Linked DNA regions of Homo sapiens: region 1 is linked to region 2. Evidence: chromatin loops called from intact Hi-C (ENCODE). Cell type or tissue: Caco-2. All regions are shown on one strand. Each heading gives the region's core, and the rest is flanking DNA. Links, peaks and the distances in the headings are about the cores only.

The links. Peaks named below come from ENCODE experiments on the same cell type or tissue, not always from the same donor. Only the 100,000 strongest peaks of a DNase experiment are listed, where the experiment ranks them.
Region 1: it touches region 2 in a loop (5-fold over the local background); 3 of 110 quality-filtered maps call a loop at or near these places.

The regions. Positions count from the first base shown.
Region 1 is chr4:137,816,375-137,824,721 of GRCh38, reverse strand. No RefSeq gene overlaps it. Among named protein-coding and RNA genes, the nearest start is that of SLC7A11-AS1, 270 kb to the left of the region's middle. RefSeq lists a silencer at 4,729-4,778. In Caco-2, for the core only: a CTCF peak has its summit at 4,687 (motif pointing left); a DNase peak (open chromatin) is centred at 4,651.
Region 2 is chr4:138,936,001-138,944,347 of GRCh38, reverse strand. The region is part of intron 2 of LOC105377448 (a long non-coding RNA gene); the gene reads left to right. Among named protein-coding and RNA genes, the nearest start is that of NOCT, 76 kb to the left of the region's middle. In Caco-2, for the core only: no CTCF peak of the experiment used is centred there; a DNase peak (open chromatin) is centred at 4,150.

The sequences.
Region 1 (8,347 bases), core at 157-8,156, 1.1 Mb after region 2:
TCCCAATTTCATGTATTAATTTCCCTTCTTCCTTTATCACCAGTTCCTAACGTGTGTGACCTACACCTGTGCTATAGCTTCTACTCATTTCTGTTTTAATCCTCTGGAAATCTGGCTTTGAAAACCACCTGGCTGGTGAAATTATTCTCCTAATATCACCACCTGCCTACCCAAATTCAATAACCTTTTCTCAATTCATGTTTTATTAAATCTCTCAAATTCTTTAGACTCTTTGATTGATAAGCCTCTTTATGATTCTTGTTCTTCAGCTCTTCCCTGCTGGTTTCTCTTTCTCCGCAGCTGGCACATTTCCTCCTGATTTATAACTGTGGTTTATACTTGAACATTGGTCCTGTGTCTCCTGCTCTTCTCCTTAAGTATTCACATGATATGGCCCATTTCTCCTCATGGTTTCAAGTACCACTTCTCACATGACTCCCCGACTTCTCACCTTTGCTTCAGTCCCATATGTGCAACTGCTAAACGGCAATATGAGTTTGTCACCCTGACGTTATTTGAAACTCAATGTTTCCTAAGGAAATATTATATTATCTGAAAGCAGTTACCCTTCTGAATATGCCCATTACTGCCAATATAATGTCTTTAGTTTTAGTTTCTTGTACTTGAAAACTTGGAAATGCATAAATTTCTGTTTTTTTTCTTTTACCAATTAGATTCAATTATTCCTAGAGTTTTCTTATATTGATAATAAAATTGTTAATGTTTACTTTTTTGGCCCTTTAATAATTGTTCAGTGACTTATCATTTTCTACTTACTACATTTAAATCATATATGATTTGAATAAAAATCTTGGCTCCTTGTCTAGCTGTATAGCCAAGGGGAGTTGTTTAACTACTCTAAGCCTTGGTTATCTCAATTTGTCAAAATTGACTATAATAGTACCTAGTCATACAAATAATAGTTTATAGAAATATTTTGAGAATTAATACATATAAAATACTTAGCACAATTCCTAACAAGTAAAATCACTCACCAAGTAATAGACATTACCGTATTTCATCTTTTAAATGATACATTTTTTCACATTTTAATGCCTCAATAATCAGATTGTGTTTTATAGCGAATAGTATGTCATAGACTATGTGACAGAGTTCATTTACTCCTGATTGTAAAATAATTGATACACAATAGTGTATCTTTCAATCGATGTTTCTACAATTCAATGAAATAAGGTAATATTATTATTAGTGTTATTATTGCACCAAAAATGAGTACAGTATTAAGTGGATTTTATTACTTTCAACTTAAAAATAATAATATATTGCTGTACACCTACATTTCCTAAACATCACTTTTATCCTTTTACTAGCTGGATAAGGTTTTATGTGGTCCTTTCTCCATGCCTTCAGTTTTTAATATTCTCTAGCACTTAAATTTCCATTAAATATTAGTAGGTTCATTGCTACCTACTATTGCCCCTAGTCTTCATTAATTTGTACAAATTGTTCTCCTTACTCACAGCCCTCTGAAAATTCTCACACCCATTTCCTCTTCCATTCATTTGACCCTGTGACTCCTCTCTATATGAGTCTTCCTTCCCTACCTATTTAAATATTACTCATCCTCATGGATCCGATTTAGTTTCAATAATTTTTCTATTGAAATATTATTGTTAGTTTGAGAAAAGTTTCCAAAAAAGTTAAACTGCTCCACATGTACGTTTTAACATTTTACATACACACACACAGCAGGGTTAAACAATTTCAGAATGTTTTTCTTGTCCCATTGATAGTGTGTGTATTTAATCTTTTTTTCACCTAATGTTACAGCATTGTTATGCCATAGGATAGTTCCCTTCATGAATTTATCTGAAATAATTTTTCTCCCTCCTTGAATCAGAAAAAGGCAGTATCATTGCCTTCTTGCTGCAGTGATTATTCAGACATTTTGCCATTTTTCCAGATACTGTCGTGGTAGGTACCCCTTATCTTTAACATTTCTTTCTGAGGGCCATATAAGGAAGGGCTCAAGCCAAGTGCGAAGGAGACTATCAACCTCTGGTGCACAGCTAACATATCCAGATAGAACTACAGGCTTGGCAGCGGGCAGAAAGCTGGCAGAGGGAACGGAGAGGACACCTGCTCCCTGAGTGATGTTTGTTCCCTAATGAGAACAGAAGAATGGCTACATGTCCTAATTTTGACATTCTGAGTGTCCATGATAAGATGATAGTCAAGCTTTTGGAAAGATAAAACTTAAATATTTTATCTTCAAATATATGTGCAATATGTTTCTAAATGAAATAAATAATGCAAATATCAGGAATTAACTTAAAATTAAGCTATTTGTAGGATTTATTTTAAGAAAAAATATACCTTTGTCTGATTGATATAGACTATTAATTGACTTGGTTTAAAATACTACTGTCCCTCTGAAGATAGGGTTAAATTTTAGCTGGATACAAAATAGATGAAACACTGTGGAAAGTTATTTTGAACAACCAGCCTATATTTATGCATGATAATTATTTATACACTTGATATTTAGTAATGCAAAATAATAAGAAATCGAATGCCAGTGCTTTAGATTGATGTCAACTGTATTGTGTACCCTTAAAAAAGTCAGACTTACTAGAAGCATATTTTAAATGTGTTGTTTTTAAGTAAATATATGCACATTTCTTTATTCACTAAGCTTGCCTAGTCTTATTAATTCAAAACTATGTAAATTATTGTTAAATAATTTAATATCTTCATATTTGATTTATTTTCTTTATATTGCATCCACCCTGTCTTTGATGGGATATAGCTTACCTTGCTAAAACTGACAAAATTCAATCATTTTAATTAACTTCTCTTATTTTTATTTTCCCTCAATCACAGAAATCCTTGAAAATGGCTTTAGGAATATATTGAAATTGTTCTTTAAAAACTCAGTTAGGTCTATCTGTTGTATACATGTATACAGGTTGCCAAAAGGAATTTACTACAATGTAACTGAAAGTTGGTATAATTTGTCCGTTCTTCTTTTAACTCAATATTTCTGATTTTGTGCCTGCAGTATAATTTTGTAGATTAAAACATCAAAATCCTCGTTTTAATTACTTCAAACAGATAAAAGTAGCACAATTTATTTATTATTAAGGAAAAATACATTTTCCTTAAAAATAATTAGAATGCTATATTTATTCTGAGTCTGAGTCTAAAAATGAATCATAGCTATTAGCATGAGCATTGAAGAAAATTAGGAATAAACTATTTTGGAAAAGCCTCTATAAACAGGATATGCTTTCTGCTATGCTCTATATACTCTGTTTCTTTAAGGATCCATTTCACCCCACATGTACATACTCCCTGAAGCTATAATTTATGATGGAGGGTGAATATAAGACCAATGAGCAGTTTGATTATGATGAGAGAGGAGTAAGAGGGAAGAGTACATGCATGGGCACTGAGCTCAGCGTTCCTAATGAGAAGGAGAGAGAAGGGATCAGACTCACCAACAAAAATGAGCACAATAAAAAGATTTGGTATAATCCAAGAATCAGTTTCCTTTACTTCATGATTTTGCTGAGGGAAAAGCATGAGAAAGTCCTATTTACCACTCTTATTAATTGAATTGTATTCCTTTCAAATGATATGCTGAAGCCCTAAACCCCAGAACCTGAGTATGTGACCTTATTTGGAAACAGTGTCATTGCAGATTTAACCAAGTTAAGATGAGGTCACTAAGGTGGCTTTTAATCCAATATGACTATTGTCCTTATACAAAGAGAAAATTCGGACCCAGAGGCAAAAATGCACAGGGAAAAGATGATATGAAGACACAGAGAAAAAATAGCCATGCGATTGGAGTGATACATCTATCTACAAGCGGATAAACTCTAAAGATTGCTGATAAACCAGAAGCTAGAGGTAAGGAAGTATTCTTTTCAGTCACAGAGCAGTTATGGCCCTGCTGATACCTCAATTTTAGGCGTTAGTCTTTAGAACTGTAAGGCATTAAATTTTTGTTTTTTAAAACCACTGTTTTGGCACAGATCTAGCAAACTAATATTTTTTAGTTTCTAAATCATCTTCATGATGACTTACATATTTTTCAGTTTTCACTGGGCTTTTACTCTATGCCTCAGCTCTTAACAGATAACCATGCATTCACTAGTTTTCAAAAAGCCCATTTCATTTGTATCACCATCAATTCAAAGGATAGGAATTTATATTACATCAATGTAAAGAAAAACATGTTAGGGTAAAAATAAAATTATTTCTAATGAAAATAAATTATTTTTATACACATGTTTAGTTAAGATAGCTATGTATTAAAAACTAAAATACACTCAGCTTCCTCACTATCCTGGGTCTCTTCACAGGAAACTCTCTTTTGCCTTGACCTACAGGAGTGCCTGTAGTGAGTGCCTGCAGCGCTAAAGCACTTGAGACCAGCTAGAGACAAAGAATGGGGATGGGGCTAGCAGTAGCCAGAATGTCAGTATGGCTGCTCTCCATTCTCACCAGAGGAAACACAAAATCAGAGAGGCTGTTGAGCAATGCCATGTTTCAGGAAGAATGGTCTATGGGTTGTGTAGGCATGATTCCCTAGCTGGTGTTTCCACATAGCTCAGGTAACTTTCTTGGGTCTCCTCTAGGCCTATCCAAGTTAAATGCTATGCCAACCTCAGAGCCCACAGTAGACTTGCAGCAAACCTGGGTTTAGGGCTCCATCTAGTGCTGAAGAAAAGGCAGTAATCTCAAACTAAGAAACACTGTATCAATCAGCACAGTATGTCTAGACAGAATATAATAAAAAGTTGGACACAAAGCCTATAGCAAAGACTGGAACAAATAGTTTTTAAATTTTTAAATCCATAGACATTGATATATATCCATAAGCGTCAAGAGCAATCAGGAAAATATGACCTCATCAAATGGACAAAACAGGATACCAATGACCATAAAGAAGTGGAAATATGTGAACACTCAGACTAGGAATTCAAAATAGCCGTTTAAAGGAAAGTCAATAAACTCCAAGAAAACACAGAAATAATTCAGAACTTTAAAAATTTAAAAAAGTAATTGAAATTATTAAAAAATCAAATAGACATCAAATAGCTGAAAGATACATTGAACAAACTGAAAAATGCAACAGAGAACATCAACAGCAGAATTGATCAAGCAGAAGAATCCATGAATGCAAAGACAGCCTATTTGAAAACACAGAAGAGGAAAAAGAAAAAAATAATAAAGAGGAATTAAATCTTAAGATATCTATGGGACAACATCTAAAGAGAAAATGTACTAGTCACTGGTATTCAAGAATAAGTGAGGATGACAAAGGGGTAGAAGGAATATTCAAAGAAATAACAAGCAGGAAACTTTCCAAATGTGGAGAAATAAATATCCAGGTATAGATAGGTCAAAGATCACCAGTCAGATTCAACCCAAATAACCCTACTTCAAAGCATAAAATAATCAAACTCTCAAAAGTCACAGACGATGAGTAGATCCTAATACTAGCAAAAGAAAATAATCAAATAACATAAAAGGAAGTTTGAATATTCTTGGAAGCAGACTTCTCAGCAGATACCTTAGAGGACAGGAGGAAGTAAGATGGTATTTTCAAAGTGCTGAAGAAAAAACAAACAAACAAGTAAACAAACAAACAAAACCTCCTAATCAAGAATACTGTACCCAGCAAAGCTATTCCTCAAACATGAAGGAGAAGTAAAGACTTCCCCAGACAAACAAAGCTAATGGAATTCATCACCACCCAACCTGTCTTACAAGAAATTCTAAAGGGAGTTCTTCAACCTGAAACAAATGGATGCTAACCTATAACACAAAAGCAGCTGAAAGTATGAAGATCGCTGGTAAAAGTCAGTACACAGATAAATTCAGAATTTTTTAATATTACAATCATGGCATGTAAACTATATATATAGTTTATATATGGTATATATATATAGTATATATATTTCACTCATACACTATATTTACACATATGAAGATAAGACAAAACTTAAAACTAATAACTATAATAACTTATTAAGAATAGACAACATTAAAAGATATAAATTCTGACATCCAAAATTCAAAATGGGGGAGAATGGAGTAAAAATGCAGATTTTTGCACTTTGGGAGGCCGAGGTGGGCGAATCATCTGAAGTCAGGAGTTTGAGACCAGCCTGGCCAACATGGTGAAACCCCGTCCCCAATAAAAATACAAAAAATTAGCTGGGCGTGGTGGCAGCACCTGTAATCCCAACTACTTGGGAGGCTGAGGCAGGAGAATCACTTGAACCCGGGAGGCCGAGATGGCACCACTGAACTCCAGCCTGGGCAACAGAGCAAGACTCTGTCTTAAAAAAAAAAAAAAGTAGATTTTTTTGTTAATTGTTTTTTGTTTAAAATAGTCTTTTATAACGTTAAGATGTTTTTTGTAAGTCTCATGGTAACCATAAAGTAAAAACTTATAATAGATGCATTTAAAATAAAAAGCAAAAATTTGAAACGTACTACTAGAGAAAATTACTCTACCCCTTTGAATGAAAATGGACTGAATTTTCCAATTAAAAGGCATACAGTGACTGAATGAATAAAAAAAGGTTCACCTATATGTTGCCTACAGGAGGGTCACTTCACCTTAAGAACTTGCATAGACTGAAAGTGAATGGATAGAAAAAGATACTCCATGCAAATGGAAACTGAAAAAGAGCAAGAGTAGCTATACATATATTAGATATAGTAGACTCAAAGACAGTAAAAAAAAAAGACAAGTCCACTATATAAAAAAACACAAAACTAAGACAGTCTATCCTGAGATAATTTTAAAGAGAAAACCTATTCACTAGGCTTAAATGTAAAAATACAACATGGAGAGAAATATGTGATTTTGGACAATTTTTGTAAGCTGCAATTCATTATCTATAAAAAAATTCCTATAACATAAGTGTGTTGTGAGAATTAAATTAGATGATGAAAGTGAACACACTTAGCATGAGGTGATATATGGAATAATTACATAATGTAATTTTATCATTAGTATTCTTATATTTTTCACAACTATGGTGCATTAGGGTTTTGAACTCAGTACTTCTAGGTTTTTGTTTAAAGAAAAACTAAAAGAAAATTCACAAGTCTCTTCAGTTTTTCAATTCTAACGTTTCTAGTTTTATGAAGGTTATTTTCTTATAGAACAATGATTATACTTATGATGAAGTGTCTCTTCCATTGAACCGAGTTCCTTTAAGTGAGTTTATGTACACACCCACACACACATCCATCTTTATCTCCATATGCTATAAAGTGGTTATTAAATCAATGTTAAATAAATGAATGGGGAGATAAAAGCACAAATGAATAGGGATGTGATGGGAACATATTTTTTTAAATAACAATAAAACAAATATTATTGAGGTGTATTAGTTTTAGAGAACTGACATAACAAAGTACCACAGATTGAGTGACTCAAGCAACAGAAATTTATTTTCTCACAGTTCTGGAGGCTAAAAGTGTAAGATCAAGGTGAAGGCAGGTTTGGTTTCTTCTAAGGCCTCTCTCCTAAGCTTGTAGATGGCTGCCTTGTCATTGTCCTCACATGGCCTTTTCTCTGTGTAGCGATCCCTGATGTCTCTCCACCTTCTTATCTCTCCACCTTCTTATAAGGACACCAGTCATATTGTATTAAGACCCACCCATATTATCTCATATAACCTTATTTACCTCTATAAAAGACCTCTATCCAAATACAGTCACTTTCTGAAGTACACTAGGGATTAGGATTTCAATGTATAAATTTAGGGGGATAGGACTGGGCACAATTCAGTCCATACATGAGGGAATTTGTAGAACAATTTATAGTTGATTATACTAATAATATTTTCTCTCTGATTTAGCCATGATACTCTTCACTGCTACAGGTTAAAATAAAGGACAATATTCTCTGGGCCTGTAAATTTTTAATGAACAACTTAGGTGAAATTTACGTAAACTTAGACATCTAACAAGCACGACCTTGAAGGAATGACATATCCAACAATATTTTCTGGAGAAGAGGGTCGAGAAAACTCTGGAGCATAGATGCTAAACGTGAAATGTGAGTCCTAGATGGGACTGACATTTTAGAAGAACGCTATCAGCTATCAAGATATAGAAAATGGTACTGGGCATCTAAGAAAGGAGAGGTTCCTCAGAAGATACTGAGGTCGCACCAAGGTTAGCTCTAATGATATAAGCTCCCAGAAGAAGGAAGAGTTTGTACACTTAGCCCTTTGATCCATCAATTCAACCTGGCTCTCTCTACCTGCTTATATTACTTTTAGCTATAGGCTGAATATATGCAAAAACGATATTCCAAAATACTTTGATCCAAATAGTCTAGGAGTTTATT
Region 2 (8,347 bases), core at 219-8,218:
ATACTAGGCCTGCGCATTCCAAATATTCATAGATTGGATTACTTTGTTTTAATTTAAAAAAAAAATCTTTCTGTCTCTTTTTGCTGCCTAAATAAAGTGCAAGCTTTTTTTTTTTTTTTACATTCAAGGCTCCTCACTGGCTGAGTCCAGCCAACCCTTGAGATCTAAGCTTTCCTCACCACCTTCCATGCTCTGGCTACACGGTGTTACTTACCCCTCCCCAGGCGTGACAGGTGGTTTCATGCCTCTGTGCCTTTGCTCTTACTGTTTCTCCTGCCTGGGATGCCTTTCCTGTCCTGGGTTAGTCTTACTCATCCTTCAAGGCTTATATTGATAATCGTGATCATTGTAATGATGACAGCTGATAGTTAAGCACTGGTTACATGCCTGGCGTTGTTCTAAGCACTTTACATGGCTTATCTCTTTTAACTTCCGCAATAGATGTGAGATAGGTACTGTTATCCTCACTTCCTATTGAAGAAATAAGCATATGAGGGAGTCACTTAGGAAGTGAGTGTCAGAGCCAGAATTTGAACCCAGGATGCTGACTCCTGAGTTGAGGTCTTGACCAATGTTACATGAAGCTTCTCCAACCCTGACTCCACCCCTGCAGCAAATTAATCTTTTCTGTGCTTCCATGAACTCAAACTGAGTGAAAGAGAATAATATTTCACCTTTGGTGTCTGCTTGTTAGCATACTCTAATAGTAGATGTTAACGTGTGGTGGTTAGTTTGATGTGTCAGTGTGGCTAGCCTATAGTACTTGGTTATTCAATCCAACACTAATGTTGGTTTTGCTATGAAGGTATTTTGTAGATGTGATTAGCATCTATAATCAGTGGACTTTAAGTAAAGGATATTATCCTTGATAATCTGAATGGTGATTTAATCAGTTGAAGAGCAAAACTGAAATTCCCCTGAGGACAGCAGAGTTTCCAGCCTGCTGGCCTGCCCCATGGCTTTTGGACTTGCCTGGTTAGTCCCCACATTTTCATAAAAAGAGTCCTTGTAATAAATTTCTCTCTCCCTCTTTACTGGTTTCATTTCTCTGGTAGAACCCTGGCTGATACAGTTGTACTCAATGACATAAGCTGGTGTATAAGGTGTTAATGTCCTTGTTTTTTGTTTTTGTTTTTTGAGACAAAGTCTCACTCTGTCACCTGGGCTGGAGTGCAGTGGCGAGATCTTGGCTCACTGTAACCTCCACCTCCCAGGTGGAGCACAAGCAATTCTTGTGCCTCAGCCTCCCAAGTAGCTGGGGTTACAGATGCGTGCCACCACACCTGCCTAATTTTTGTATTGTTAGTAGAGATGGGGTTTCGCTACGTTGACCAGGCTGATCTCAAACTCCTGACCTCAAGTGATCCTCCCGCCTCAGTCTCCCAAAGTGCTGGGATTACAGGCGTGAGCCACCGCACCCAGCCCCTAGTTTATTTATTAGGTTCTAAGTCTACTCTTGACCTCCTCCAGCATACATTTAAGGAATTTTCAGAATTCCCAAAGTGTTGAATACGATTGCATTTGAACAAGCTCCAGGTTTTCTCCTGGATCACATACCCTACAAGAATCAGAGGGTTATCTTGCATTATCCTTAAAATCCCAAACAAACTGTCATGTCAACAGAATTGGATTTATTAGGTTGATGCAGAATTAGACTGAAAGCAAGGGCAAAAACTGCAAATACTTTTGTACCGACATAATATATGAAACTAATGAAGCTTATGCTTTAGGGCCCCTCTCTTACATGCTTACCAATGTGTTCACATGGCCATCTGTTTTCATGAAGTTTTCAATAGTAAAATATTGTGAAGAAGTAAGAAGTGAATTTGGAAAAATGCTTTTGAGTGATAATTTATTGAATATTACTACTTTTGAAAAATTATTTACTCGATTTGGACATACATGAAGGGTATCTTCTTTAGTTACCTTTATAATTTTTATTAAAGAAAGGAGAAAACTGGCCGGGCACAGTGGCTCATGCCTGTAATCCCAGCTCTTTGGGAGGCTGAGGTGGGTGGATCACCTGAGATCCAGAGTTTGAGAGCAGCCTGGCCAACATGGTGAAACCCCGTCTCTATTAAAAATACAAAAATTATCTGGGCATGGTTGCACACACCTGTAGTCCCAGCTACTTGGGAGGCTGAGGCTGGAGAATCATTTGAACTTGGGAGACGGAGGTTGCAGTGATCTGAGATGGCACCACTGTGCTCCAGCCTGAGTGACAGACTCTGTCTCCAAAAAAAAAAAAAAAAGAAGAAGAAGAAAATTATGAGAAAAAAATGAATGAAATGTGAGGCAAAAGTGATTAAGAGAAAAATCAATGGAAATTTTCTGATATTGAGAAGTTAATTGTAATAAAATGTTTTAGATAATGCCTAAAGTGGCCATCCATGGAGAGGAAGAAGTAATTTTGAGTAGAAATAATGAATAAGGTCTACTATTATTTGATAAAATGTCTGATGAAGAGGAGTGTATCACACTAGGAAAAGATTTACATTTCTTGCTTATTTGATAAAACACTGATATTGATGAAGATATTATAAAATTCATAATGTCATTATTGTGAAGATATTGATGACAATATTGAGCAATTATTATTATTATATAATTATTATTATTTTTGGAGACAAGATCTCCCTCTGTCGCTCAGGCTGGAGTGCAGTGGCACGAACTCGGCTCACTGCAACCTCTGCCTTCTGGGTTCAAGCGATTCTCCTGCCTCAGCCTCCTAGCTGGGACTACAGGTGCCTGCCACCACGCCTGGCTAATTTTTTGTATTTTAGTAGAGACGAGGTTTCACCATGTTGCCCAGGGTGATCTCGAACTCCCAGCTCAGGCAGTCCACCCATTTTGGTCTCCCAAAGTGCTGGGATTTACAGGCATGTACCACTGCGCCCAGCTGATGAGCAAATTATTTAATGAAATACCAATTAATATTTAAGATTAGCCATTGCCCAAGAACACTTGAAATATCCTGAAATTTTATATCTCATTTTTAAAAGAAACTTGAGATTTTTAAAAATTTGACAACAATCCTAAATTTTATATGGTATCAATAATGTGTTGTGAAGCTAAAAGAAACCTTTCTAAACTATCAATAAAAACATATTTTGATGAGTCATGATGGAGGAAAGACTGAACTATCTATTCTTTCTATAGAAAGTGATTTTTCTAAATCTCATTAAGAGGCAAAGGATATGTACCCCCAAAATGCAGTAAAGAACATATCGTAGAAGTGTGTCAGGCAACTAATTAGTAAAAATACAAGTTTTTATTCTAATTTTTGTGATGTTTATGGTATTCAATAGCTTTAAGAAATTGTATAATTTGTGAGGATTTCGTATTTGGTTCTAAAGAGATATTTACCATTGTAAAATTCTTTTTTTTCTCTTTTTTTTTTTGAGGTGGAGTTTTGCTCTTGTTGCCCAGGCTGGTGTGCAATGGCACGATCTCGGCTCACTGCAACCTGCGTCTCCCGGGTTCAAGTGATTCTCCTGCCTCAGGCTCCTGAGTAGCTGGGATTACATTCATGTGCCACCACGCCTGCTAATTTTGTATTTTTTTAGTAGAGATGGGATTTCTCCATGTTGGTCTCAAACTCCCGACCTCAGGTGATCCGCCTGCCTTGGCCTCCCAAAGTGCTGGGATTACAGGCGTGAGCCACTGCGCCCGGCCCAAAATTCTTTTTCTTATAGAGGACCCAATGTCGTATGAGCGCCAGGATCCTCAAAACCTAGATTTCAACTTTCACTAATAATTCTCTTCTTATTTGTTGTCTTTTTCTCTCTAAGAACCAGGGACTTGATGTCTGGGATTTCAGAGCATATGATGACATGTAGAGAGCCACAAGGTCAAACCTCACAGCAGGCTTAATTTAAATTTGTCTCAGTAAACTGAGAAATTATTACATATCCTGAATCATAGGAGCTGCTTGAGTGTAACTGATACCTCAAATGTTAAATTAGCGAATTCCAGGAATTTAGCATAAAGCTTTATCCTTAGGGAGAGTTACCTGATATCCACTGGAAAAGTAGCTCAGTGCTAGCTTCAGACTTTAGGATCTTCCAAGTGCCCTTATGTTGTGATTGGATGCTGGCTTTCAAATGTCCCATTCCATTGCGTCATAGAATAAAGGGCCTTCTGTCCTTTGGAACCGGGAAATACAAGTCAAATAGATTTGATGGGGCCCTGTCATTTTTCAGTTGGTCAATAATTCTTGGCTCCCCTACCATATCCAGTGATGGCTTACTGAGAACAGGGAACGATTTTTAATGATGTAATCCTGAGTTAAGCAAGCAGCTATGGCGTGGTGATTGATGTGTATCTATTTAGAAAGATTTTTGCCTCATAGCTAGAACAGGTAAGGTCAAAGATGGTCATCTCCCCTATGAGGAAAGGCTCAAGTTCCTTCTGCAGTCGAATAGCTTTTTCTTTAAATCTGGAAGAGGAATTGGGAGTGGGGAAAACTTCTCTGCATAATGCTCACTCAGAGATGGATGTTAACAAGGGATGCCTGGGCTCTGCCATGACCTTGACAGTGTTCTGGCTGGCCTTATTTTGGTTCTCATAGGTGACTGTACACCAGCATTTCCGCTTGGCTTCATGCTCCCTTGGTGGGTTCTGTGGATGAGAGAATATAGGCATGAATTCTTGATAACAGCTGTGACACAGCACCAAGGACCCTGCAGAAATTCCTGTGTTGGCATTTGAAGGTCCACCAATCAACATCATATTTTACTTCTCTCCTATATTTATCCTGCATTTGAGTCAGAATGTACTATTTCTGACTCAATAAAAGGAGAGTAGCACTCAGATGATCTTTTCCTGATTTGTGATTTTACTCATGCTGTTTCCTTTACCTGGAGTGCCCTTTCTTCCTATTGCACATGTCAAAAATTTTATCCAGGGGCTGGGCGCGGTGGCGCATGCCTGTAATCCCAGCACTTTGGGAGGCTGAGGCGGGCAGATCACGAGGTCAGGAGATCGAGACCATCCTGCTAACACAGTGAAACGCCGTCTCTACTAAAAATACAAAAAATTAGCTGGACGTTGTGGCGGGCGCCTGTAGTCCCAGCTACTCGGGAGGCTGAGGCAGGAGAATGGTGTGAACCTGGTAGGCAGAGCTTGCAGTGAGCTGAGATCGCACCACTGCACTCCAGCCTGGGCAACAGAGCGAGACTCCCTCTCAAAAAAAAAAAAAAATATTTATCCATATTCGATTCATCTACACCAAGTAGTTCCTGATCCTTCTACATGATTGCCTCCTCTCTTTGGGAGTCCTCTTTAGCACTTTATTTCTGTTTTGATGAAGGGACTTGCCTTGTTCCATCTGTTGTCACCACAGCACGGACATTGCTCATGTTAGGCACCTGCGTCTGTTAAATCGGCAGTGACTATTTCCTCCTGAATCAGGTTTGAACTGTCTACCTGCAAAGCCTGAAAAAATCCCCATGATGACAAGCTACTAGAGTTCAGGGGCAGCTGATCATCCCTGATCCCTTCCACTTTAACTTTAAAGTGAAAATTACTTTTCTGACCTCAGGGAGAAACCATATTTCATCTCTTAGGTGTTATGACCCCACCTTGTCCTCACACAAATTACTTTTAGGACTATAGGCTTCTTTAGACAAAGTGTACCTTAAAACATCCACAGTTCTCTAAATATCTAAAGAGAAAACAATCTTTCTCATAATTTCAAACACTCATGAAACTTCCATGATAGCAACCTTGCATTTCCATCTGGCAATTATTATACTAGAAGGGAAGCATTTAGGAGTCATAGTTATAAACCTAGGTCTTCTGCCCTCACCCAACTTTCGTGTTTCAAGTTCTTTTTCAACACACTAGATGTCACTCTCTACCCACCGAATTTCAGAGCTAAGCACTGTGGTGAGTTAATTAGAAAAGAAAGCTATTTGGAAAAGGGTTCGTAAGTAGCTGCAAAACATATTTTCAATTACTTCCAAATAGAACATTTTCCCCCACAGTTTGCAAGAGGCGTTCATTATTTCTTTGGTAAAAAGAAACCCTTCAAAACTCGTTAAAGGAAAGAGGAGTAAAGTCAGTAGTAGTCTTTTCTCTCTCCAGCCTTGTGGCATGGTGATTTAGACAGGTGTGGAGCTGTGCTGAAATATAGTTTGCCTCTGAAATTATTTCCTCAGCAAAGGACAGAGCCTCAGGAGGGGGCTGGCATTTAAAGCTGTTCCCAGAGATGCAGGGAAATCCCACATCCAGCCCTCTCAACAATACCTCAGAAAGGACCCTTTGCGTATAAAGGAAGCATTGATGACTTAAATTTCATTTTCTTGATTTAACAGGCATTTTCAATCATGAAACATACATGCGAACCTTCTAATTGGATTGCCAAGGTGAAAGAAAACTAAAGAAATACCAGTGCAGAAAGGAAGTTCTTTATTTTCAGGTTGCTCAAGCTAAAACAATAAGCAGCATTTCATGGATGACTGGCATGTCGCCTTTTACTCCTCAAGGCAGACTCAAGAGTTTTCCCAGAAACAGAGGACGAGGCAAGTTAGTGTGGTATTACTTTATTTAAATTCTGTCTTGATTTTTACGCCACAGATGCCCCCTAAGTGACAAAACTTCTTTACAATTTAAAAACTTTAAAGGGAAGTAGGGATCATTTTAGTGGTTCACTGTGATATTGTTCTACGTGGCTTTGGTAAACCCTGGGGCATATGAATTGGCCAGGAATTCCAGAACTGCTTTTCATTTTAAGTAATTTAAACCTTTTTTTTTTTTTTTTTTTTTTTTTTTTTTTTGAGACAGAATTTTGCTCTTGTTGCCCAGGCTGGAATGCAATGGCGTGATCTTGGCTCACCACAACTTCTGCTTCCCAGGTTCAAGCGATTCTCCTGCCTCAGTCTTCTGAATAGCTGGGATTACAGGCATGTGCCACCATGCCTGGCTAATTTTGTATTTTTAGTAGAGACGGGGTTTCTCCACATTGGTCAGGCTGTTCTCAAACTCCCGACCTCAGGTGATCCGCCCACCTCGGCCTTCCAAAGTGCTGGGATTACAGGCAGGAGCCACTGCACCCAGGCTGTAATTTAAACTTTTAAGATACAAATTGAAGGCAAATCTCATCCCTAACCTTACTAAAACAATAATATCCTCAAAATGACAATAGATAACATGACAGTTTAAAGTATGGGCCTGACATTTCAGGTGTGAATGGAATTGTTTTCTACTTCCTAAAAATCTGCGGGTGCTGTGGCTTGGATCTTTGTTCCCTCCAAACCTCGCGTTGAAATGTGACCCCCACTGTTGGAGGTGGAGCCTAATGGGAGGTGTTTGGGTCATGGGGTGGGTCTCTCATGAATAGAGTAATGCCCTCCCGTGGGAGGGAGTTCTCCCTCTATTAGTTCTTGAGACAGCTCGTTGTTAAAAAGAGCCTGGCACGCCCCACCCCATTTTCATCCTTTCTCTCTATGTGATCTCTGCACATGCCAGCTCCCCTTTGTCCTCCGCTATGAGTGGAAGCAGCCTGAGGCCCTCACCAGATGCAAATGCCCAATCTTGAGCTTTCTAGCCATCAGAATCGTGAACCAAATAAACTTCCTTTTCTTTATAACTTACCCAGCCTCAGAGATGCCCTTATAGCAACACGAAATGAACTAAGACAGTGGGTCAGTTATGCTTGTAACAAGAACTCATGTAGCAAAGATAAATTCAAATAACCTTGGGGTCTGCTTTGCACCTATGTGTGTGTACATACAAATAAAAATTGTGAGGTTTTACAAGAAATTATGCCTACTGCATTTTAGATCATTATATATGCTTTGAATTTAGGAGAATACTCAAATATGTTTTAGTCTTTGGTGAAGCTGAATCACTTGTGGCTACCCCTTAATCATTATTTTAAAATTATAATTTGACATTATTTAGCTGGTATTAGAATGTGATATGCTCAATTTTTATGTGTGTGTATGTATGTGATGACGTTTTGAAACAAGTTTTGGTCTACTTATACAGGTCTCAGTGAGACTAAGTTTGAATTACAGCTAAAGCTTTTTCTTCTCAAATGACAACTTTACATATATGGAGAGTCCTCAAAGCAGGAGAGAGATATAAAAAAGAAATTGAATTCATTCATTCAACAAGCTTCTAGAGGGCACTTACTATCTCTTAATAAGAACTTCTCCCATTACAAAAGTAGCACACATACATTGTAAGAATTTGGAAAATACAGATGGGCACACAGAAGAGTATACACCCCACCCATAATTCCATCCTCCAGAGATTTCAACATTTATGTTTTGGTGACTTATTAATGCTTGATTGATATATTTCTAGTTCTGATCTCTATCTGTCTATTTATCTAAGCTAT